Linked DNA regions of Homo sapiens: regions 1 and 2 are each linked to region 3. A link is a loop called in an ENCODE intact Hi-C map of the cell type or tissue named here. Cell type or tissue: Calu3. All regions are shown on one strand.

Evidence for each region. A loop is a pair of places that touch in the nucleus more often than their neighbours do. Peaks named below come from ENCODE experiments on the same cell type or tissue, not always from the same donor. Only the 100,000 strongest peaks of a DNase experiment are listed, where the experiment ranks them.
Region 1: it touches region 3 in a loop (5-fold over the local background); 3 of 110 quality-filtered maps call a loop at or near these places.
Region 2: it touches region 3 in a loop (5-fold over the local background); 11 of 110 quality-filtered maps call a loop at or near these places.

Annotation. Positions count from the first base shown.
Region 1 is chr2:136,868,719-136,876,718 of GRCh38, reverse strand. The region is part of intron 1 of THSD7B (thrombospondin type 1 domain containing 7B); the gene reads right to left. Among named protein-coding and RNA genes, the nearest start is that of THSD7B, 110 kb to the right of the region's middle. In Calu3, no CTCF peak of the experiment used is centred here; no DNase peak of the experiment used is centred here.
Region 2 is chr2:137,463,904-137,471,903 of GRCh38, reverse strand. All of the region lies in intron 15 of THSD7B (thrombospondin type 1 domain containing 7B), which reads right to left. Among named protein-coding and RNA genes, the nearest start is that of HNMT, 500 kb to the left of the region's middle. In Calu3, no CTCF peak of the experiment used is centred here; a DNase peak (open chromatin) is centred at 4,443.
Region 3 is chr2:137,656,444-137,664,443 of GRCh38, reverse strand. It overlaps THSD7B (thrombospondin type 1 domain containing 7B), which reads right to left. Exons shown (of 28, transcript NM_001316349.2): 23 at 7,475-7,648; 24 at 7,284-7,379; 25 at 4,698-4,780; 26 at 869-1,061. Among named protein-coding and RNA genes, the nearest start is that of HNMT, 300 kb to the left of the region's middle. In Calu3, no CTCF peak of the experiment used is centred here; a DNase peak (open chromatin) is centred at 4,623.

The DNA.
Region 1 (8,000 bases), 790 kb after region 3:
CCCAATAGATGAGACATTTTTATGCACATACACACACATACACTAGATTATAGATATTTCACACTTATAATGTAAGTTCACATGCTTTAAGAAGCAACACAACAAAGAATGGACTGGAAATTATATCATGATATTTAAAGACTGCCTAAGTCTTTTGTCTCAATAGACATTCACTCCACTTCTACGGAATGGTGGACTGAAGCCAGGCTATTATATTCTCCAGACACATACACACCACACCACACAAATGGGTGGTTAATTCTGCATAATACAGATTTGATACAAAGATTTTAGTCTGGACATTTTTCAGAAGACATCATTGCCAATTATATATGCCATTGAGGCAGTTGAAATAAACCTAAATATTGCCCTCATAAAACAATATAGCTTCCTGGTGAATCCTACAAAGCAAATTAGTTTAAAAATATACCCCTGGGAAAGCAAATGAGTGGTCTTCTATATATAATGATAGATCAAAGTCAATGCCATGTCAGAGAGCTTTTGATAAAGATGATGACTGTGTTTGGCAGCGGTTGTTCCTAAGCTATTATTTCCAAAGTTAATAAAGTAATAGCTAGCAGGACCAGTTCTACACAGAGGCTACTTTTTTTCATGAAACAAAATCACCAGGGTATACAAGATGACTTTGTCCATTCTCACGGCCATTCAGCATATCTGAAAATATATTCAGATCACTACCATGAAAACTAAAGAGAAGGAGGGCCAAAAGCATATCTTCTCTACTCCAAATGGCTGTAGGTGGGAAGCTAAAAAGAGATTGAAAGGATTATGAGTTCAAATGAGATAGCACATGAGCCAGAATGACTGGCCAAGGAGTCATATGGAAAGATGTTGAATTTTGCATCTATCTTTGAATTTTAATTCCAAAGAAAGCCACATTAACATTGTCTTAGCACAGTTTGCTATAAGCCTTGGTTTTCTCTTAGGCTTCCTCAGCAGTCTAGAACACTGTATTAACTCTGCAAAGTGACCTAACTCCTTTAAGGTGCCTTCTATGATTACCCAAGCCAGGACCCAACAGCAGAAGATCCGGATAGAGTGGCTTGGAGAAACTACGGGGCTCCTGTGGTCCCCATAATCTGGCTATCACTAACAAGGCCTAGTGCCAATAAGAAACCAAAAACTGATCTTGACCAAAACAATCTGGAATACAGATCTTACACAATGATTAAAAGAATCTCAATTTTGGACTTTTACTCCTAAAAAATATGTGCTGCATGCTTTCTACTGAGCTGACGGAAAGTGCAGAATGGATTTCTTTCTTTCTTTATTTATTTTTTGACAGTCTCGCTCTGTCACTCAGGCTGGAGTGCAGTGGCACGATCTCGGCTCACTGTAGCCTCCTCCTCCCAGGTTCAAGCAATTCTCGTGTCTCAGCCTCCCGAGCAGCTGGGTCTACAGGTGCCCACCACCATGTCTGGCTAATTTTTGTATTTTTAGTAGAGACAGGGTTTCACCATTTTGGCCAGCCTGGTCTCAAACTCCTGGCCTCAGGTGATCAGCCTGCCATGGCCTCCCAATGTGCTGGGATCACAGACGTGAGCCACTGTGCCCAGCCCAGAATGGAGTTTGAACACAGGTGTGTCCTACTCCACTGAACCACGTTGCCTCTCTTCCCGAAATGCCTGGAATTCCCATTAAATTATTCCTTGGAAAGTATTGGGAGTCATTTTTGTATCTGTAACTTGGGAAGCTACACAAGAGTTCACCATAAACAAAATGAGAGGACAAGAAACAATTAGAGATTCCACTCCTCTGTTTGTAAAACACAAATGAAAAAAAAAATGCTATGACTATGATTACAAAAATACATTATGTGGGAGACATGTGCTACCCACGATGGCTTGAATAATTTATATCATGAAGGTCGTTGAGTTTCCAAATCTTCTTCTTTACTATATATCTTAGCATCCAAAATGTATTTGCAAGGTTAGCTCTAAACTGATGAATATTAAGAGAAATAAAAAACACAGTTTCTCCTTTTAGCCTCAGTTTTCTAATCAATGAAAGGCCATTGAGACTATAAAAAAAAGTGCCTCACACTTCATACGCATTTCATTTTCCCTTAAATGTATTCTTATCGTTGAAGCCCTTAAATATTTAAAAGGTGCAACATTTAAAAAATAAAATAAAGTAAAAATAGTTTCAATTTGCTTTCAGCCTAAAGAAACAGCAATGAGTGGGAGAAAAGGAAACTGTGATTATGCACATCTCCATAGCGCCATCTCATGGTAACTGTGCAGAGAAGATGGCTCAATAAAGATGGCCGATCAACGGGGCTATTGTCTGACTGCAATATTCTGCATCCCACTTTACCTTCCATAATGGCTTTACCATACGTTGCTGTATACAAGACAATGACCTAAACACTTCATTTAATGCTCACCACAGCCCTGCAAAGTAGTTATTCATATTATGCCCCACTTTAGAGATAAGAAAACTGAGGCATGGTCCATCAAGCAACAACCTGAAGTCCCAAAGATAGTCGGTTGTTTCCAAGTGACCTCAATGATCTCCCACTGAAGCAAGAGAGACTAGTGTTGTAAGTCAATATCAACACAAGCATTTTTTCATGTCTCTGATAATGTAGATCCTTTATAGCCTGATGTAGGTTCTCTTAGCATCTGTACAAGCCAATTTATATCAAATAATTTCACTTAATCGTCACAATGAGCAATTATTCCTATTTTTAGATGCAAAAGAGATTGATCCCTAAGGGTGTTAAATCAATATTCCAAGGCCATCTCAGCAAACAAGTGTCAAGCTGGGTCACAAAACAGTCCTGACGCCACAACCCATTCTGTTTACATCATGCCTTGTGAACCCTGGCAGTGCACGACCTTGGAGCCTGAGGTTCCTCATCCACAAAATGAGGAGGACAGTCATTGATAACCCTTAGGAATGAAGGATGCTACAGAAGCATGTATATAAAGTGTATAGATGAGTGCCTGACAGTGTACACTGACAGCTCACTAAAGGGTTGTCATTATTACTATTGTCATTGTTTTCTCAAAAGTCAGAACTCCACTCCAGCAATATTTAAGGAACAGTTTGAATGCAATCCTGCCCTGCAGCAAAATAGTGGAAGATGATTTTTCAACTTTCCAATCTTGTGACTTTGTGCCATATTTCTGAAGAGCTAAAAAGCACTCTGTACCAAGAACTCCATTAAAGATTCACACTGACCCTGCGAAGGAAAAAACAGGTATTATCATCTCTATTTTATGAGAGAACAACCTCCGGCCTTGCAATGACATGATGTTTAGTAACTTGTTCAGGCCTTTGAACCACCAGCCTCTTCCTCTCTGCACCTCACTCTGCAGACCTCAGCATGACACTCTGCAGGTAACTGAAGAATCCTAAACGGTGTGAAATGTAAGAATGTGGCATGGGAATGCATACCATAAAAGTATACAATCACATGTGTCTTTGGTTTGCTATATTATAATTGCAATAGCTTGGTGTCATGTAATGAAGTCACAGAAAATTTCGCAAAAAGTCCTCACAAATATGTTTCCTACCTCTTAACAAACTTTTGCCACTGGACATAACAGATAAAAAGAGGGATTGAAATAGGTTTTCTGAAACCTTCAAAAACATAATTTGGTATCCGGGTATCTGTGACAAACATTGCTATATTCTCCCTTTCTTCTTTTTTTTTTTTTTTTTTTTTTTTAGATGGAGTCTTGCTCTGTCACCCAGGCTGGAGTGCAGTGGCGCGATCTCGGCTCACTGCAAACTATCTCCCAGGTTGAAGCAATTTAGCAGTTATGCAACCCTATGGTAAATAGCTTTAAAATTCCCCCTACTTTATAAATCCAAGTAGCTGGGATTACAGGTGCCTGCCACCATGCCTGGCTTTTTTTTTTTTTTTTTTTTTTTTGTATTTTCAGTAAAGACAGAGTTTCATCATCTTGGCCAGGTAGATCTTGAACCCCTGACCTCATGATCCACCTGCCTTGGCCTCCCAATCTCCTTTTCTTCTAAAACTACTATTCTTTAAAGTGTCCACTTGTCAAGGAATGAAGGGAGAGAGAAGAGAGAGGAGAGAGAGAAAAGAAAGAAAGAAAAGAAAGAGAAAGAAGAAAGAAAAAGGAAGAAAGAAAGAAAGAAAAAGAAAGAGAAAGAAGAAAAGAAAAGGAAAAGAAAAGAAAAAGAGAAAAGAAAAGAAAAAATAAAAGATCACGTTCTCAGATTTTTATGTAGCTAGGGCTGCCATGTGACTCAGTTCTGGCCAAAGATTAGGAGGCAGAAGTATCAAGGGTATGGAGAGTTCCCTTATCCAATAAAAATATAAAGTCCCCCCCACCCCCCCGAAAAAAGTATGGTCTTTCGCCATTTATCTCTTTCCCATAGATCACAGAGGCAACACCTGGAGTCGCCAGAGCCTGCTTGAAGCCATGGGGATATGTGCCACCTACTAAGGAAGACAGAATGGAGAACAGAGGAAACCTGAGGCTCAGACACCATCACAGAGCTGCAGCCACTGTCTGAATTGTCAACTTCTGGACTTCCTGTTTTGTGAGCAAATAAACCACTTTGTTTTTAAGCCATGTTTTTGTGTGCCTTCTGCTACATGAGCTGTAAGTCCCACAGTATCTATGTCACTAAATACAGTAGGTCTATTTATAAACATCTATGTATGTTGATGTATGTTGTATGAGTGTGCCTCTAACATCCTGCTGAACGTGAACATAGGAGAAACCAATATGGGGAATAAAACAAACTCACCTTCATAGAAACAGGATTAATACATGAGAAGTAGAGTAATTGCATCTGTTGTCATTTTTCATGTGTCATTTCAGTGAAGAAAGGGGTGCTTCATTTATGATGGCAATTGCATAGAAGGAAGTTCTGTAAGTGGATTTGTTCTCACTGAGGGCTCTGACACAGCTTATACCAAGAAAAGTAGTAATTACTCTGATAAGCTGCCTCAGCTTCCCCAATGAGAATGAATCTGTTCATACAGAGTCCAAAGTAAGAACTTACTTATGCGGCTTCTTTCTACACAGTTGCCAGGCCCTACCTGATTCTGAAGGTATCATGGATACATTCTTATAATTTCAGAACTGCCTTGTCATCATTTCATGGAAAATCACCTTCTCTGATTACCTCATGGGATCATCTCTTTATCACCCCCTAACATTTCTGGTTGTTGCCCAAATGTTCCCTTACTCCCTCTTTCTTCATCACTTTCTTCCCTTGGGACAGAGACATCAAACTCTCCTCAATTTGTCTTATTTCTCTCAGGCTATTTATTTTCAGCCTCCATTTCTGGTATGTCTTTCTCATTTTAACCTCTAGATGGGTGTGGCTCTGACTCTGTCCTCAGACTCCTCTTCTCTAGCTTTGCTCACTCTCCAGGTGATCTGACTTAGTCCCATGGTGGAATAATAAACTCCACAATTCATTATTTCTACTTCTCTGTATCTATTCCCCTATCTTCAACCTGACTTCGCCCCTGAACTCACACCTTACCACTGAACATCTGCATTTGGATGGGCACACACATGTAACATACAAAATAAATGGAGCTTGATTACCCTACAGAGCCCACAGACCGGATCTCCCCGACAGTGTCACACTTCACCAGACCAGAAGCCCAGGAGTCATCCTGAAATCCTTCTTTGTCGCATCGAAAAATCAATCCATCTGCAAATCTAGTTGACAGCACCTACCTTTGCAATCTATCCAGTATCAAGCCACTCCCCTCCTAATGCAAGACACCAATTCTCCCCAGAGCTGCTAACAGCCTCCTGCCTGGCTTTTCTGCTTCCACCCTTGCTTTCCTTCTATGCATTCCTCACAGAAAATCCAGAGTAATCTTTAGGAAGGAAAAAATATACTTTCCTCTACAAAATCCTCTAGTGGCTTTCAATCACAGGATAAAATCTAAGACTCTGCTAGTTGAACTTTACCTCTTCTCCTTCCTCCTTTCTCACCAGTCTCCATTCACTCCTGTGCCCCAGACACACTGGCCTCTTTCTTGTTCCTCAAGCATGCACCTTCTTAACGTCCTTGCACTGCCATTCCTTCCTATTCACGTGACCTGCTTCCTCACTTCATTGTGCAGCAAAGGCCTTCCCAGACCCCCGTCTCTTCAGCACAACTGAGATGACTCTGTCCCTAGATGTTTAGTTTGTTGTTTGTTGGTAACACTTACAACAGCTCAATAACTGATAATTTAGTGTACTTAAAATTGGCATATTGGTTTATGTTCCTGTCCTCTAGTATTATCTAAGTACTTTATCTTGTTCAGTGTTATATGTCCAGTTCCTAGTATATTGCCTGGGAAACAGATATTCAACAAAGATTTGCTCAATGGATCCATGGACTATTGAGTCAACTTTTAAATAATTTTTTCGAGGAAGTTTTCTTAATCTTGGACCATAACTTCAGTGAAGAAGCTTTAGCATATGATGGGAGAAATATGGATAGAAAAATCCAACTACTGAAAAATTAGGCTATTTTAAAACATTTTGAGAAATTATTCATAAAATACCAACATTTGGAAGGTATGCATACATACAAACACACAGGTAATGATATCTTACCCAACACACAGAACTATCTGCTGCCACCTAAAATACAGGCACAAATGCTGACACTTTTTTTTTTTTTTTTTTGAGACGGAGTCTCGCTCTTTCGCCCAGCCCGGAGTGCAGTGGTGTGATCTCAGCTCACTGCAACATCTGCCTTCCAGTTTCAAGTGATTCTCCTGCCTCAGCCTCCTGAGTAGCTTGGATTACAGGCACGTGCCACCATGCCTGGCTAATTTTTGTATTTTTAGTATAGATGGAGTTTCACCATATTGGCCATGCCAGGCTCAAACTCCTGACCTCATGATCTTTCCGCCTTGGCCTCCCAAAGTGCTGGGATTACAGGCGTGAGCCACCGTGCCCAGCCGCTGACACTCATTTTTAAAAGAATCATATTTCCAAGTGTCTTAGATGAACAAATTATTGTTTACATTTTTAAAGCACAAAATGGCTCCCAAGCACAAAGCATTATGACTCTTGTGGGAAAGGAATGAAATTATGGAATCAAAGAAAACAAACTTCACTTAAAGAGAATGGTTTCTATAAGGTATGATTTTTTTACTTCTTATGGTAGGACCGTTTTACATTATTATTCAACAACGACTGTTATCGTTAATTAATACTGCTGTGCTTCAATAAAAGATGTTGTCAGGTTCTAAATCCTTGCATTTAAGGTGGAAAATCATTGATTAAAATGTGTATTTGGCATTTTCACTTTAATGGCTACTAAAATTTATTTAGTTTACAGACAAATGGAAATTATTTAAATTGAGAACAGCAGTAGGTTATCTCTTAAATAGCATTTAAATTAAGTTTTGCACAGGGAAAAGGTAAATTTTATAACTTTAGGAATGTCTCTTGGTTTGAGTCTCTGAATTATCTGTTTTGTGCTTAGTAAAGTTAATTCAGAAGTTACGCAACCCTACGGTAAATAGCTTTAAAATTCCACCTACTTTATAAATACATTACGAATATCCCACTCCACCACCCCTAAAGATCAGAACAGAAGAAGTTCTAAATTGCCTATACTTTAAATCTACTCAAGTGGAGAACTTTTTTTACAAATTATAAAAAAAGGAAGTTAAATCATTTAATAGAAATAATATCAAAAAACATAACCTAGTCACTAAAGAAAAAATAAAATCTATATAATCTGTTGTTTGGAGGAGTTTAGGTTAATTATAAAAAGAAAATACGTTCCATTTGAAAACCTTACCTTCTAGAAAAAGTAATAAAATTGACACAATTACCTTCTGTAGATATTTTAAGAAATAAAATAGATACCTGAGAAAGTCAGTCTGTAGTCCATTCTGCTTGAAGGTACAGGAAAGAATGTGATAACCTCTTTTCACCAAATTTACACACACACATACACACATATATGTGAATGTTGTCGAGAAAGAGAGATTTTATGTAGGCTGACATTTAACGGTTACTCTA
Region 2 (8,000 bases), 190 kb after region 3:
AAACAACAGAACAAGTTTCATTATAAATGGTCACCCGCAGTACTGCCTTTTGGCTTTTGCCCTCAGCACAGAAGAACATTTTCTGACCCTCGTCCAGCGACACCTTTCCCCACAGTGAAGAAGGTGCAGAGTCTAGGGGACATGCCACTGGGAGCCTGCACCTAAACCCCATTTCACAAGCCCTGGACCCCAAAGTTCTCCCCAAAATGGGTTTGAATTGCTTCGATGACTTGTGTGAGCCTCTTTTCTAGATTTATCCTCTTGAGGCTGGGGACTGCACCCTCTTCCCATGTGATGACCCCTAGACCTGAGGAGTAGGCATGGGGTCCTTGATGGCAGTGGACAGAACTTATACAAGTAGATTGGGGTTTCTGGGACAGAGTAGGAACAAACAAGCAGAAGTGCAAACCACAGTGTGAAGACGGGCTCTTCCTATGGCACCACGTGCCACCCCAGAACTTTGAGGATCACAAATTTGAATTTAGCTTTCTGGGTAGTTATGAAGGTGTATTTGTCAAGGCAGAAGGATAAAACGTATTTTATATAACAGTTTGTTGGCTTGTTTTATAACTTAACAATTTAAACATATGAAATGTGGATGTGTATTTGAATTCCCTCTCCAAATCACAGATATTAAGGGATGAGCCTGGCTTTTGATGTTTGTCTTAGAAATGGGAAGAGCTGGCCAGGTGCAGTGGCTTACACCTATAATTGCAGCACTTTGGGGGGCCGAGGCTGGTGGATCACCTGAGGTCAGGAGTTCAAGACCAGCCTGGACAACACAGCAAAACCCTGCCTCTATTAAAAATATAAAACATTAGCCAGGCGTGGTGGCAAGTGCCTGTAATCCCAGCTACTTGGGAGGCTGAGAGAGGAGAATCACTTGAACCTGGGAGGCAGAGGTTGCAGTGAGCTGAGATTGTGCCATTGCACTCCAGCCTGAGTGATGAAGTGAGACTCTGTCTCAAAAAAGAAAAAAAAAAAAAAAAAAAAGTAAAGAAAAATAAAGAAATAGGAAGGGCTGGTGGAAGAGGGAGGGAAGACAGTCATTATACTGGTATACTCTGTCTAAAGACTATAGACATTCTCAGATTCAGCTGAAGAGTGCCAGACATTCTGATTTTTAAAGGAATATTGGGAATCCAAATTTTAATGCAGAAAATTCTAATTTTAAAATCTTGACAACTAATTTTAAAAATTGACAGCTGGTAGCAAACACTGACTAGTCCAAATAATGTATTCTGTAGCTGAGAGCTGGCCAGAGGCCCACTAGCTTACAACGGTTTGGGCTTGAAGAAAATTTGCAACATCATGGAGTTTCCAGTGCTCTTCTTTCAGCATCCTTACTAGCATCGTGATTAATAATAATGGCTACCTATCATTACATGCCAGGTGTTATATTAAGATTTTTGAACATGCTATTTCAACAGCATTCATACTTCCCAGTGTTTTTTGTTTGTTTGTTTTCATCCACGGGAAAGCTGAGGAGCTCAACCACCCATTTCCACTTGTCCCGTCTCTTTTATAATAATTTGTAACAAGAAATCTGTTTATCCTTTTGCTCAGCAAGTATAGTAAGGACAAAGTATAAGGTCATGGATTAGAACATTTACCTGGTCTGTGAAGAGATTAAACCTTGGTGAAAATTGTTGTAATTAAGTGAGTTAATCTGCTTCCCATATTGATTCCAAGTCTGTAATTCAATAATAGGTTCTGGGAAAGTGAAACTTGAACCTTCTAAGCAATATGGGCATTGGGCATAAAACTCTTCTGCTTCTATGCCAATAAAGTGTCATCTCTCAATTACAACTTCTTTTATAGCTTTTCCATAACTCCTTCAAATAGTCTTCTAGATGGGCTATAAAGTAGTTAATCAGAGTAAATTAAAATTTGTACTTAGTACTAAAATGTAAATTAATTGTATGTTTTCCCCCAAATCTAACCATTTGAAACATCTGGTATGGATATTTTAGTGCTTCATTCACTCTAATGGTGATAATTTTAGCAAGTTATTAAAACTACTTCTCACTTCCCCATCATAGTAGTCCAAAAGATGCAGCTAATGTTTCAGCATTGAAGCATCTCTTACAAAGTCATTAGAGAAACAACCGGTGCTCTTTGGTTCATCACAAAGTAAAATAGAGCAGAACGTTATCACCTGTCCACTGCCCACCAGACAATGAAACCACTGTCCTTACTGTGAAAAAAGTTTAAAGTTTTCAAGAATCAAGGGCATTAAAAATTAATCTTTTCACTGCTAAGTTTTATACTTTTGCATATCAATTTCCCCCAGCTGTGATAGTTTCTTTTATAACATCTGCTGGAGAGGAGGGATGCAAAGTGATTGTATTTAAGCACAGCAATACTTATTTGATGATTAAGGCCAACAGAATTATGGGAATTTTGTGACACGTAAATGATATAAATTATATAAAAACTAAAAATGCTCATTTCTTTTAATTAAGAAATAAGTCAGGAAAGATTTTTCCGATGTTCTGAATAATGTGCATTACAAATGACTGATAATAATTCATGCAAAGAGGATCGCATATTGAATTCAGAATGTTCATATTTCACTTTTACATTACAAAACTATTTCTATTCAGTTTTCTTTCTCTTAGTACTTCGCTATCTCTATTTAGCGTTATGCAGCTAACTTGACTAATTTTTCTCGCCAGAATTATTCAGTGTTCTATTCAATTACCTTTCTGGTTTGATCTCTTAGACATGGGAGACTTAAATATTAATCCCTGTAATCCCAAGGGTGAGGAGCCAGAATCTAGACAGATCCAGATAGGTCTTACATTCAAACCAGTAAATGTTCTATTTTCATAAATTATTTTCCCTGGACTTTATTGAACTTGCCATTTGTTTCAGTTTCATATAGACATGGCCTAATCAACTACATAAAAACCAACATTTTAAAAGTTGACAAATACACAGAATTAGCAATTCAGTAGTCAATAAAAAGGTCCAATCTCTTTTGACCACACCGATACATTAAAAGGACTGAATCAAACTTTTCCCCTTTTACTCTCTTTCACAGGGCTTGATGCTTCCTGTCTGGTTTCTAGCTCTGACTGATGTAGAGGGTAATGTAAACACCATAAAGAATCCATAGGGAAGTTCATATAAGGCCAAAAACGGAATCTGAAAATAAAGTATCTAAATATACATGCTAACTATTTTCCAGTGACTCAATTTACTCAGAGAAAATAATGTAATATTTTCACTATGTCAAAAGTTCTACCCACCGCCCCCACCCCCACCCCCCACCCCTCCACACACACAAATCTATTTGCCTCTGAAGCTTTTATTTTTTCTTTTCTTTTTTGTTTGGAGGCACACAGACTTTCCCTCATGTGGTTCCAAGTGCTCAGCCCTTGGAGACTCATAATGGCGATAGAAGATAAGACACATGCCTTCTAGCATCTTCAAGTTTAGAGGACAAACCAGGAGAGACACATGCAAAACAGTAGAACAATAGCAAATAACTAGATGGGTATGTACATACTAAACCAAGCTTTAAGTGTTTGATGTCTCATTGCCTTGCACTTGCTAAGATTCTACCCTCACCTCTTCTGAATGTATCATCCCTCTGGGGCTTTTTAAACTTTTTATAGCAACTGTATATCTAAATCTAAATATATAAATCTCCTTAAATGACAATTTTCACTGGGATTTCTTTTCATAAATACAGGCTCTTATTTCACTTTCCTGCAAAATAATATGCAGCTCTACTTCTCCCTGCCAGCTGCTATTGTTACAAGCATTACTAAAAGGTGTTTCAACTTCAATAGTCTACAGAAGGTTTAACTTGGATCAAAACATTCTGGAGAAATCTATAGAAAATATTAGGCTTAGTTTTCTTCATTAGCATTCTTATGAGCACTCATTAATATGTGCATAATTTTACTATGCCTTTAAATCATTCATAAATAACCCAAAGAGGCTTACATAGTTACAGAGGTCAGAGAAAACAGAAGGAGAAACATGTGTTGTATGCATGTATTGCTTATCTGATTTGGGGTTTCCTTATTTATCATTTGAGTGAGGCATGAAGGTTGTTTACAGAAAATAGCTTGCAAGATAGAATCATCCCTTTGCCAAAAATGTAAGTGTCAAGGAAGAGCCCTGGTCAATGCAACTTGCATCCTCATAGAGAAAGTATTAGGCCAATTTTTCCATTGCAGATGAGACTTTCTGATATGTGACTTAAAACATTACTTAATTTTCCCATCTCAACATTTTATTTAAAATTAATTATACTTTTGTCAAATTAGGTATCAAAAAGAGAGTAACATTAAGTGTATATAGGGGACATTCTTATTTACTCCTCAACAAGCATTCCACCCTAGGTGATCAGCCTACGAAAAAACCTTCCCACTAGTTAATACACACTAGCATCTCAAAGTGTAATCTGCAGACCAGCAGCTTTGCCCTCATCTGGCAGCTGTTAGAATTGCAGGCTATCTCCTTTCCCCAGACCTACTCAATCACAATGTGCACTGAAACAACATCTGTCAGATGATTCACGTACATATTAAAGTCTGTGAAGTCCTGCCCTCCCACACCAGTATATAACAAATGTATTCCAGGTGTGACTGAGACATTGCTGTCACCACCCCACAGAGCCTAGGGTCTCAGATCGTTCACTGCTGCCTTAAGCAGTTCTGAACATGTATCCCAGTTCGTCAGACAAATATTATAGATTTCTATATGTGCCAAGAAGTTTAAGAAATAAAAGGTTGGAAACCACTTGTCTGAGCAAATCAAGCTCTTCCCAGGACTTCTTCCAATGAGTAGTTCACGAATGGACATACATGCAGCTTCAGTCAGTGAGGCATGAGGGAAAGGCTTCTGGGGGAGCTGGGGAGGCATTGGGAGAATTTTATTGTACTTAAGATTCCCAGAACAGCAACACTCTCTTATTCTTTTGGTCACTGCTGCTTCAGGAGGCTACTCTGCAAACTGCTGGGCCATTTTGCTAACAACCAGAGGATGAAGCCAACACTGAAGATGACAAAACAGACAGAGATGAAAAGAAGCTCTGTCTTTATGACATTGCTGAGCCACAGAGCCAACCTGCCCTGGAGTCTCCATAACCTCTGGACTTCTTGCTATATGAAGTAATGCATTTCCTTACTCTTCAAGCCCATTTTGGCTTAAGGTTTCTTTTAGTTGCAAATCATCCTAATAAAGAGGAGAAAGGGCAATTTTGCTGATTGCGTGCAAACTGGTTTCATGTATATTTGAAAAAGGTAAAGCAGCTCAGATGCCAAAGCATCTAGAGTAGGCGTGTCCAATCTTTTGGCTTCCCTGAGCCACATTGGAAGAAGAATTGTCTTGGGCCACACATAAAACACAGTAACACTAATGATAGCTGATAAGCTAAGAAAAAAAAATCATAAAAAAAAACCATCTCATAATGTTTTAAGAAAGTTTACATATTTGTGTTGGGCCACATTTAAAGCCGTCCTGGGCCACAGGCAGGCCATGGGTTGGACAAGCTTGATCCAGAGCATTATTATCAATACTTCACACTTTATGACCTCCCACTCAAAACTGGAATGCCAGTGCTCAATGGAAACTCATTGAGCAGTAGAGTAAAATAAGTGTGTGATGAATAAATGAAAGAACGAATGAATAATAGCACAAGTACACTGAGTTAAAGTCTTCCAAAATATTTACCGTTACCTTGAATTCCATTTTATTGTTACCACTTCTCTTTTTGAAAGCTACTGGGGCTTATGAACAAATTACTGTTTGCTACAAAATTCTCATCCATATTATAAACTTATATCATTTTACCCACCTGCATAATACTTGCAATGCTTTTAATTATATAGCATGAGGATACACATATAATATTTAATGAATAATGCAAAGGAAAATATATTTACCACCATATCGTGCCACTCCAAACCATGGGAACATGAAATACCTTATATTTTATTTTTCCACATATTCAGAGGAATATACACAGCCATCAGGTAAGGTCTTTCCCCACCTAAGCAATAGAAAGTTGTTGGAAGCTTCAGGTTCAGTTAAACCATCTTCCAAAAGAGATTACTTGCTCATGGTAAATGCCACTTGACATTAGTGGTTCAGAGAGTCATTGTCAGACGGCAATATTAGAGGATGAAGCCAGAGTGCTACTGGCTTGTTTGCCTCTAAGAACAATGAACATGTAGTACACACCCATGTTACTGATATGTCTTATTACACTTGCATTCATTAGGGTGGAAGATGTATTCAAAGTAGGAAAGAACAATGATGGACCAAGTGTCAGGACCCCTGTTCTAGTCAGTAATTAGGTGTCACATCACCGCTCTGAGTCCCAGTTACCTCATTGACAGAATGAAGGGGTTGCCTTAGACAGCAATTCTCAGTCTTATCTGCCCATTAGAATCACCTGGAGATTTATAAACATATAGACAGTTGGATCACATTACTAGATATTCTGATTTAATTGGTCCAGGAAGAGGAGCAGGGGTCATAAATCTCATGTAAATCTAATGTGCAGCCACGTTTGGCAACTAGTAGATTAGATATTTTTAGGCTTCTTCCCAACTTGAACTGTCTTTTATTCTAGTATTCAATTGTCCTGGAATGTCTTAGTTATGTTCAGCCAGGTACTCTTTTTTTTTTTTATGAATGGGGAATGCCATTGAAGGGGCTCACATCCCAGTCCCACCCTACTCTGCCTCCTGCTTACTCCTAGTTTCAGACAAACAAAACTATACTTGGTAGCAGTGGTAGAAAAAAGGATTAATATATGGCAGAGCACATAAAGGAGAAAAAAAAGGCTCCTTGTAGGATTGTTCTGAAGCCTTTGCATGTCCTTATTTCTCTCTCCTAAATTGGAACATGCTTTGGGCTCTACACCCAGATTTGCTCTTTGCAATAATCTTGATTCAACATCCACAAAGGATAAGGAATCAGTCTCAGGAGAGACCACATAAGATTGCAGAGAGAGATGATTATACACCTATTTTACTCCAAACACAAGCGACTGAACATACATATCTAATCGACCACTGGGCTATCATAAAGCATATTTTTATTGGAAATAAAATTTACTTCTGGTTTCAACATGGATAGCATAGACCACACACTATCCTCAGTAAAATAAATAAATAAATAAATAAATAATTTTTTAAACAGTCAATTGAGCAGCTCTTCAATATGGAGATAATACTAATAGCAACTTTTCACTGTGCTCTGGCCAAATTCCAACTACTGGAATCTGTATTTCTATGCCTAAGGGTTTCTTCCAGAACAGAAGACTGCTTATGCTTAGTACAAAGTGCAAAGACTTAACATTCCCTCCACCAGGGACTCTCAGAAATTTCCTTATGAATATTCCAGCTCCCTGGCCCTTCAGGTGAGATAAATCTGAGGCAAGTGTTTCGCACAGCCTCCCAGAGTTACCCACAAGCTTAAACTTCAGTGGCCACTATGGTACCTGGCTTAATAATGTGTCTCTCTTGGCTTCTTCTTCTCTTTGTAACACTTCCTACTCACTTTCCTAATGGTGTTGTCTGCACTTAATAATAAAAATCTTACTCCTGAATTCTGCACTCTTTCTGGAAGAACCCAACCTAAGATAACACTGTTAGCAGTTTTCAAGTCACTTGTGGGAACTGAGTAGTATATGTTTTGAGGGTTTTGGGGAGGGATAAACATTAAAACCAAAAAGTAAATGAGGAAATCATATTGTAATGTAATGTGAGAGACCCAACCAGATGCCCCTCTATCAATTATGATGGACCTAAAGGTTAAAAAAACAGTTATCTACAAGTTAGAGATTCAGGGTCCGGCTGGCATGACAAATATCTATATTCCTATGGTCTAAACCTCCTAACCATAGGAGCCATCAACCCTGATTTACAACCCAGACCTACAACTCTGATTACACAGAGGACCAGCCTTACAAACATCCTTTTCTGATAAGCTATTGCAGACTTTAAGCCAGTTTTAGTCAGCTTATAGAGGCT
Region 3 (8,000 bases):
AATACCACTAGATTGGGTTTATAGATGAGAAAACTGAGGTCCAGAGAAGTTAAGAAACTATACATAATCACAAAACAGGTGTGTGTAAGCCATGGGTCCAGTAAGGTCTAACTTTGAAACTGATACTCTTTACCTTTTCACTAGTATTTCTTGAAGCAAATAGGATCTCTGGACATTTCTTATAAGTTCTTGAGGTTCTATTCCAATTTTGTCATTTTAGTTATATATACAAATTCAGTTATAAGAGTAGATCATTTTTCAGAGATAATTTAGGATTGAAAGATATTTTCAGGCCGGGTGCAGTGGCTCATGCCTGTAATCCCAGCACTTTGGGAGGCCAAGGCGGGAGGGTCATTTGAAGTCAGGAGTTCAAGACCAGCCTGGCCAACATGGCGAAACTCATCTCTACTAAAAATACAAAAAAATTAGTCAGGTGTGGTGGCAGGCACCTGTAATCCCAGCTACTCTGGAGGCTATGGCAGGAGAATCGCTTGAACCTGGGAGGTGGAGGTCGCAGTAAGCCGAGATCACACCACTGGACTGCAGCCTGGGCGACAGAGTGAAATTCTCTCCCCGACCCAAGAAAAAAGAAAGATTTTTCAAAGAATATTATTTTTGTTACTTAACCCACTGTTTCTTAGACTGAGGTTGAGAGACTTACGTTCAACCATTCATGAAAACACTGTACACTTAAAGGGACTCATATATCATGTAATATTCAAATCTGAGAAACCCTGAATTATGCCTTACTGCCTCTTTCTTCTCTCCTCTTTTCCTCCTTCCCTCCATTCTTTCCATCATGAGAAGTGGTCAAAATATAGACCTCCCATGAGAAAATTTTCATTTCTTACTCACAACTGAAACTCACCTGGATCAAGTGGTTGAAGAGACCATCCTTTAAAAATATCATGTATTTTTGAATTCACAGGTCTGTTTTTCCCAGAAAGGTTTTTCACATCAGCTTTTTTATCCTCTGAGCCTGGTACTTTCATGCAGTAATCCAGGAAACCATTTGATTTCATTATCTCTGTATAGCCCTTCTCACAACCACAGACTCCACCCTACAGCATAAAGAATATTTTTATGGTTACACAGTGAGTTGAACAGGTGAATGAATAAAAATATAATGTTAAAATCACTTAATATTTGCACTATACATCATGGCAATGTAGGGTTTGGGGCAACTGACTTACCAGTGACATGAAAATCAAATACATAGTTCATCTTTTTAAATTCCAAAGTCAGCTCTTAAATCAAATGTTAGGTTTTTCAAATGTGTTTACAATTCTGACACCTGCCAAATATTAAACCATAGTTCTTTGTGAATAAAGTTAATTAACTATGCTTTTCCTCTCTCTTTTTGTCTTTTTTTTTTTTTTTAGATGGAGTTTCACTCTGTTGCTGATGCTGGAGTACAATGGCACAATCTCAGCTCATTGTAATCTCCGCCTCCCAGGTTCAAGCACTTCTCCTGTCTCAGCCTTCCGAGTAGCTGGGATTATAGGCACCCGCCATCACACCTGGCTAATTTTGTCTTTTTTTTGTTCTTTTAATAGAAACAGGGTTTCACCATGTTGGCCAGGCTGGTCTTAAACTCCTGACCTCAGGTAATCTTCCCACCTCGGCTTCCCAAAGTGCTGGGATTACAGGTGTGAGCCACCATGTCTGGCCATCTTTTCCTCTCTTATGGAGATGTTTATGGCATTTAATCAAATTATCTTCAACTCTTATCTCCATTTGTTTCAGATCCTTGCCTAGTTGCTCCAACCCACCCTTCTTACTGAGAAGCAAAGCAACAGGGATTATGTACATATCTTCTTTGAATTAAGTGTTCTTGCTATCACAGCCGCGAAATCCCTCCATCACCTTTTACCATTGACCACTAAATGTTAGAGTAGGTAGCTAAGAAGACATAAGCAGGGCAGGAGAAGGGTCCCCCACCAGGAATGTCAGGCAACCATCAGGTGATGGTTAGGCAGCTGTTAAACTGTCTCTCTAAAATAATAATTGGTTGCAGCGAGCACGAGGGAAAGGCAGTCTCCCAAAAGATAGAAAACACCTGGCCGGGCGCTGTGGCTCACGCCTGTAATCCCAGCACTTTGGGAGGCCAAGGCGGGTGGATCACAAGGTCAGGAGATCGAGACCATCCTGGCTAACGTGGTGAAACCTGTCTCTACCAAAAATACAAAAAAAAAAAAAAAGAAAAAAAAAAAATTAGCCGGGCGTCGTGGCGGGCATCTGTAGTCCTAGCTACTTGGGAGGCTGAGGCAGGAGAATGGCGTGAACCCAGGAGGCGGTGGTTGCAGTGAGCCAAGATCATGCCACTGCACTCCAGCCTGGGTGGACTGAGCAAGACTCCATCTCAAAAAAAAAAAAAAAAAGAAAAAAGAAAACACCTGAAGCTGGTGATCAGTAGCTTCCTAATAAAATCTCAGGAGCTGGGCAAATGGGCTCAACCGTGCTCACTAAGAGGCAAAATGGAGGAGTTTAACTGGTATATGATCTTCCTCTAGGAACACACAACTTGTAAGGGAAAAATGCCTAAAGTGAGCATGTGTACAACTTCAGTAAACACGCTGTGCATGCGGCCCCTCCCAAGTCCTGGCAGGCCACTGTGGATGGCCACTATGCATGTGGATGGCGCACCCTAAGGGAAGAATCGGGGGAGAGGGAAAACGACCTCTACCCCTGAAGCATGCCAACATATAAAACCCAAGTCAAAGGTCAAAGAGGGCACTTGGCCTTCTTCCAAGTGTACTTTACTTCCTTTCTTTCCTGCTCTGAAACTTTTTAATAAACTTTCACTCTTGTTCAAATACTTGCCTCAGTACAAGCATAAGTACATTCTGCCTTATGCCCCTCAGATGAATTATTTCCTCGGAGGAGGCAAGAGTCAAATTGCCGCAGACCTGTATGGATTCGCTGCTGCTGACATAACCATGTCAAACTACGTCTCTGCTTGTAGGCTTACTTCTGCACTCAAGGAGGGCAGCCTTACATGGGAGATAAAAGACTTCACCAAAGACGCATGCTCAAGAGAAATATACCTATGCCTATCTGAGTTACTCCTTCCTTGTAATAACTCGAGTGTCACCCCACATCACATCTCTAGTTGGCATTGTGACAATGGGTCTTTTATATTAGTCTGTAAATTTCTGGTCATTTTTAAGTACAATGAATGTCACCAAGAAGCAGATTATTATGAGACATGATGGATGAAGATTCCTATCTGTCTCTGGAAGTGAACTTGAAAATAACTGCTCTTCCTCCAGCAAGTATACAGACAATAGAGAAGAGTGGAAGAGAATAAGCATAAGATTATGAATCTCTATGACTTCGCTCTTATGGCTCCTTACCTAAAGCTATTTATCTAGCATTTTCTGAACAGACCTTAGCTTCACATAGCTACTCATGCCAATCCTCATCAACCAGTTAACTTTATTTAGGTCATCAATTATTGACTGAACACATGATTTTGAGGAGAAACAGATACTAAAAGTAAACAAAGCACCTCAATCTTCTACAAAAGAAAAAAAGTAAGAGCACATGTTATAGTTAACAGCCTATAGTTTAGTTCAGGTTGCATTCATATAATAATAACATAAATATGATATTTTCAGTTGGTTTTAATTGAAAGTATCACAAAATGATATCTTCATATCACAGTGGAGATATCTAAGCAAATTTGTATGTGCTTAGCTATTGAAGCCATATTCTCAAGATGCATCTCTATTTTTAGCATGAGATAAAACTTGTAACCAGTCAGTCATATGTTCAAGAGTTCAAGGAAAAAAGTATTTTCTGTTTAATTAAAGAGGACATCCAGAGAGTTGGTGAAAAGCTACAATTTCTACTTTTTAAACATCATTAACCCAAATGGAGTTGTTCCTGAACTTCCCCTCTTTTCCTTCTATTCCCCTCTGCAAGCTGACCCACTGTCTTTTCTGTGGTAAAGAATTAACCCATCTTGATTTGTAAGGCCAATAATAGGACTGAGTACTTGAATTATTTTTAATCAAATCACTTTTAGAATAGGCATACTATAAGAAAAAGCTTGTTTCTTTAAAAAATGTAGTATAGTTTTTAAGAATTATAGTGCACTGCACACCATGAGTGCCATTGATTAGAATACATTACATGTTTTACATTAATTCCTGAGTTGTGGTAGATGGGAGTTATAGGAGAAAAAGCACAAATAAATTTCTGCTTTGAAAAAAAAATACATGCATAACCGCCACCCCATACACATATTTTTTTCAACCATAGTCACATATTCAGTTTATTTAAAATAAACTAAAAATGTACTCACTCAACAGTAATCATAGTGTAATACAATTTGCATAATAACTTTAGCAAATATGAACATTTATAGTATCTTTCAAAATAGTTGAGGCGTATAAAAGGTTAAGAAGAGAAGACATAAGTCAACTGAGAATACTTACTGGTAAATAGAGCTAACATAAATTAGGTATTTGAAAGATAGATTTGGCTAAAGACAGATTTATAGAAAAACACTGTTAATACATGGTCCTGACGAGAAATTCTTTATAACTGGGATTACTCCTGCAAATGCCTCTAGATGGTATCATGGGCACGTGGAACTGCTGCTTGGGCTGCAGCCGGCAGGAGAACATCTGATTGCATGTGTAAAACACAGCAATTAATGCACTTATAGAAGACTCCAGCACATGACTCACCTGTGTACAGTAGGAGAAAGGTTTTCTGCAGGCTGGAATGCACTGCCGAATGGCAGCAGGACGGGCCTGAGGGGAGCAGCCTCCTGCAAAGGAAATTCCACCATCATTTGCAGATTTCTCTATTAGATATTTCTAATTTTTTGGTATTTTTTTTTAACCTGTGCCACCGGCCTCTTTGCAACAGTATTATTATTTTTGAAAAATCTATTTGCCAACATTGTGGTCCAAGCCTATTTTATTGATTACTCTAAAATGAATTGAGATGGGAGGCTCTTCTAACAGAGGCTATTTGCAGTAGAGTTTTTATACTGTTTATTGGCGATGTGATTCTATCATACGGCTATGCTTGAGCACAAAGTCTATGTGAGCCAGAATCTGTAGAAGAATTGATAAAATCTAAATTTAAACTCAGGAGCAGAAAACATATCTGCTGGAATACTCCTTCTACATATATACTGCTTCAGCTCCTGAGCACCCAGGTAGGCACTAGGCCGATTTCAACAACCCAGGAAATGCTAAAAGAATGCCATGAATGAATTCATGGGACCATGGTATCAAATATGTTGGTAGTATTTTTAAATGTAAGTCAACTGGAATACATGCACACAGAGTCACGTATAAACACATTCTTAAGAGCAAGCACCGAAGCTCTAGGAGAGACAATCAAACATCTGACACAGTACTTGTTCCTGCTCCGTACATATTTTTGAATAAATGGATGAGACAATGTATGTCTCTGTAACTGGAAAATCATTTACATACTAGTCTTACTTTGCTAAATTCAAGATAGTAAAAGAGACATGAGACAAAGCCTAGAGAAAATTTGACAAAGCACCATTTATATAGTACTGGTTGCATTGAAAGGTTCTAGCGTTTGGATAAGTACAATTGTCAACCCATTATAGTTTATAGTTTTGTAGCTAGCAAAAAGCTCTGGGCCTAAGGCAGAGTAGCGAACAGTCAGACCTACATTGTCCCTGGGAATGAAGCAGCTAAATTCTCACTGTGACTTGAAAAATAACACAAAGAATCCACACAGAAATTTTTAAAAAGCAAAATTCACAGTCCAGAATTAGCATCTAGGTGTGAAATTGATAATTTCGGTGTTAGTGGCAATAACCACACAGTCCTATTTCTACCAACTGTGTTGGTGCTGGCAGGGGGAGGGTTTCCGTTCTTTCAACCAGGGATCTCCACAGCAGGCGTACTTCAGTGGGAGGAGGGCTCTTGGGAATAGGAAAGAAAATCTTGGAATTTACATAGGTTATAGAACATATTTTTTAATTCTAAGAATTAAATTAAGCTTTAATAATATTTGTCAGATGATACTGATGACCTGAGCTTCTTCATCAGATGATTACATGTTATACACTGTGCCTGAGGAATTCCGTGCAGAGAATTGATAGCAAAGCTCCTACCAGTACGTTAACTCTCAGTGTATTGCAGAGTATGATGCCTTCTGTGTTCCTGACTAGGGAGACTTAGAGTATATTTAGTTTTAACAACTTACAAAAAAGATAAGTAGCTTAAAGTAAATTATTTTGTGGATAAACTTTAAATTAAAAAGAATACCAATAGTGCAAGAGCAAGTAAACAAGAAAAAGGAGGAGCTGACAATACTTCTATTCCTATAGGCATTTCAGCTCTTGCACAAGCTCTCTGTAAACGATAGTACTAAGTAAAAATAATGACAATTTAATTTGCTGACAAGAAAGCATTTAAAAATCTCAAAAATTGGCCGGGCGTGGTGGCTCACGCCTGTAATCCCAGCACTTTGGGAGGCCGAGGCGGGCAGATTATGAGGTCAAGAGATCGAGACCATCCTGGCCAACATGGTGAAACCCTGTCTGTACTAAACACAAAAATTAGCTGGGCGTGGTGGCGTGTGCCTGCAGTCCCAACTACTCAGGAAGCTGAGACAAGAGAATCACTCAAACCAGGGAGGCAGAGGTTGCAGTGAGCCAAAATTGTGTCACTGCACTTCAGCCTGCTAAATGGTATCTGCCATCATGAATGAGGGACCTCTTGCTCAGTCTATATTTAGATATTAAGTAATAATCATGACTCACAAAATATTCAAAAACTAAGCTGCTAGTACATGAATACAAATACCTGTAATTTACATCATAAAAGCTTTCTGCATCATTAACATACAGAATATTTTAATTTTTAAATTTTGTCTTTATTAACCTCTTTAGTTTCAACTTCTGAGTATGTTTTATGTCAGGTGAGTACTGCACACACACATGCTAAGATATGTCCTTTGAAACGTTTTATTGAGAAGGGACATGATTTAAAATTTTACTAGCATCTGTCTTTTTCAGTCTTTATCTCAGATCATGATATTTAAGGACATTTTATTGCATTTCAGCTTATTTCTTTAAGTTGTTTGATATTTTTATAGGTCTTAAAATTGAATTGCTTTCTTTCTAAGATGCAAACGTCTAATGAAAATTTGTAATAAAATTCATCTAAGCTACCTGCCCAAGTCACCCCTTGTTTATAATTTGTAAGCTAATTCTTCTCACAAATAACAACACTCAGGGGTGTTTGTGAAGTGCCCACATGAGTCTTAGGCAGGAATACCTGTGACATTAACGCCATCTGAACGCTGGCACCATACAGTTCGTTCGTTATTGTTCCAAAGACTTGCTTTCCATGTGTAGTGATAACATTTGCCTCCTGTAAGTAAATATGATAATAGCAGTTCTATTACACCTCACTTAGAATAAGCATTGATCAATGAAGGCTAAAGAACTGAAAAGTGCTCTTGGTACCTGTACAAGGGCGTGTTTCTAGAACCTGTTGGGGGCAGCTGTCTTGGTTCTCAAAAGACTGAATTATAAAAGTCCTTGATCTAGACTGGCGGCCCACAGTCTCAAAGCTTCTTCCATCAATGCAGGTTAATTCACATGTGCTCCACTCTGACCATTCTGTTAAATGGCAGTCTCCTGGACAGTCATGCAGTACAGGGTGGAGAAAACAGCATGAAAAGTGGCACTGGACAACATTTGCATGGGCAGGGCTCACACAGAGATTTGCAGTGATACATGCAGTTCCTGATACTACACATTCTATATTGATCAATTTTCCAATCAGAATGTACTAAGAATGATGAAGTAATTTATAGTTTAATCTTGTTTAACAAGAAAGTGCCAAAAACTAGATTGTTATTACTTTGCTTCAAATTGTAGTAGTCACATCTAGAAAATATTATGTATCTGCTAGTGTTAATAAAACTTTTAAAAGAGAGATATAAAGATTATGGTAACTCAGTGTTCAAAGATCAGAATAACATCATAA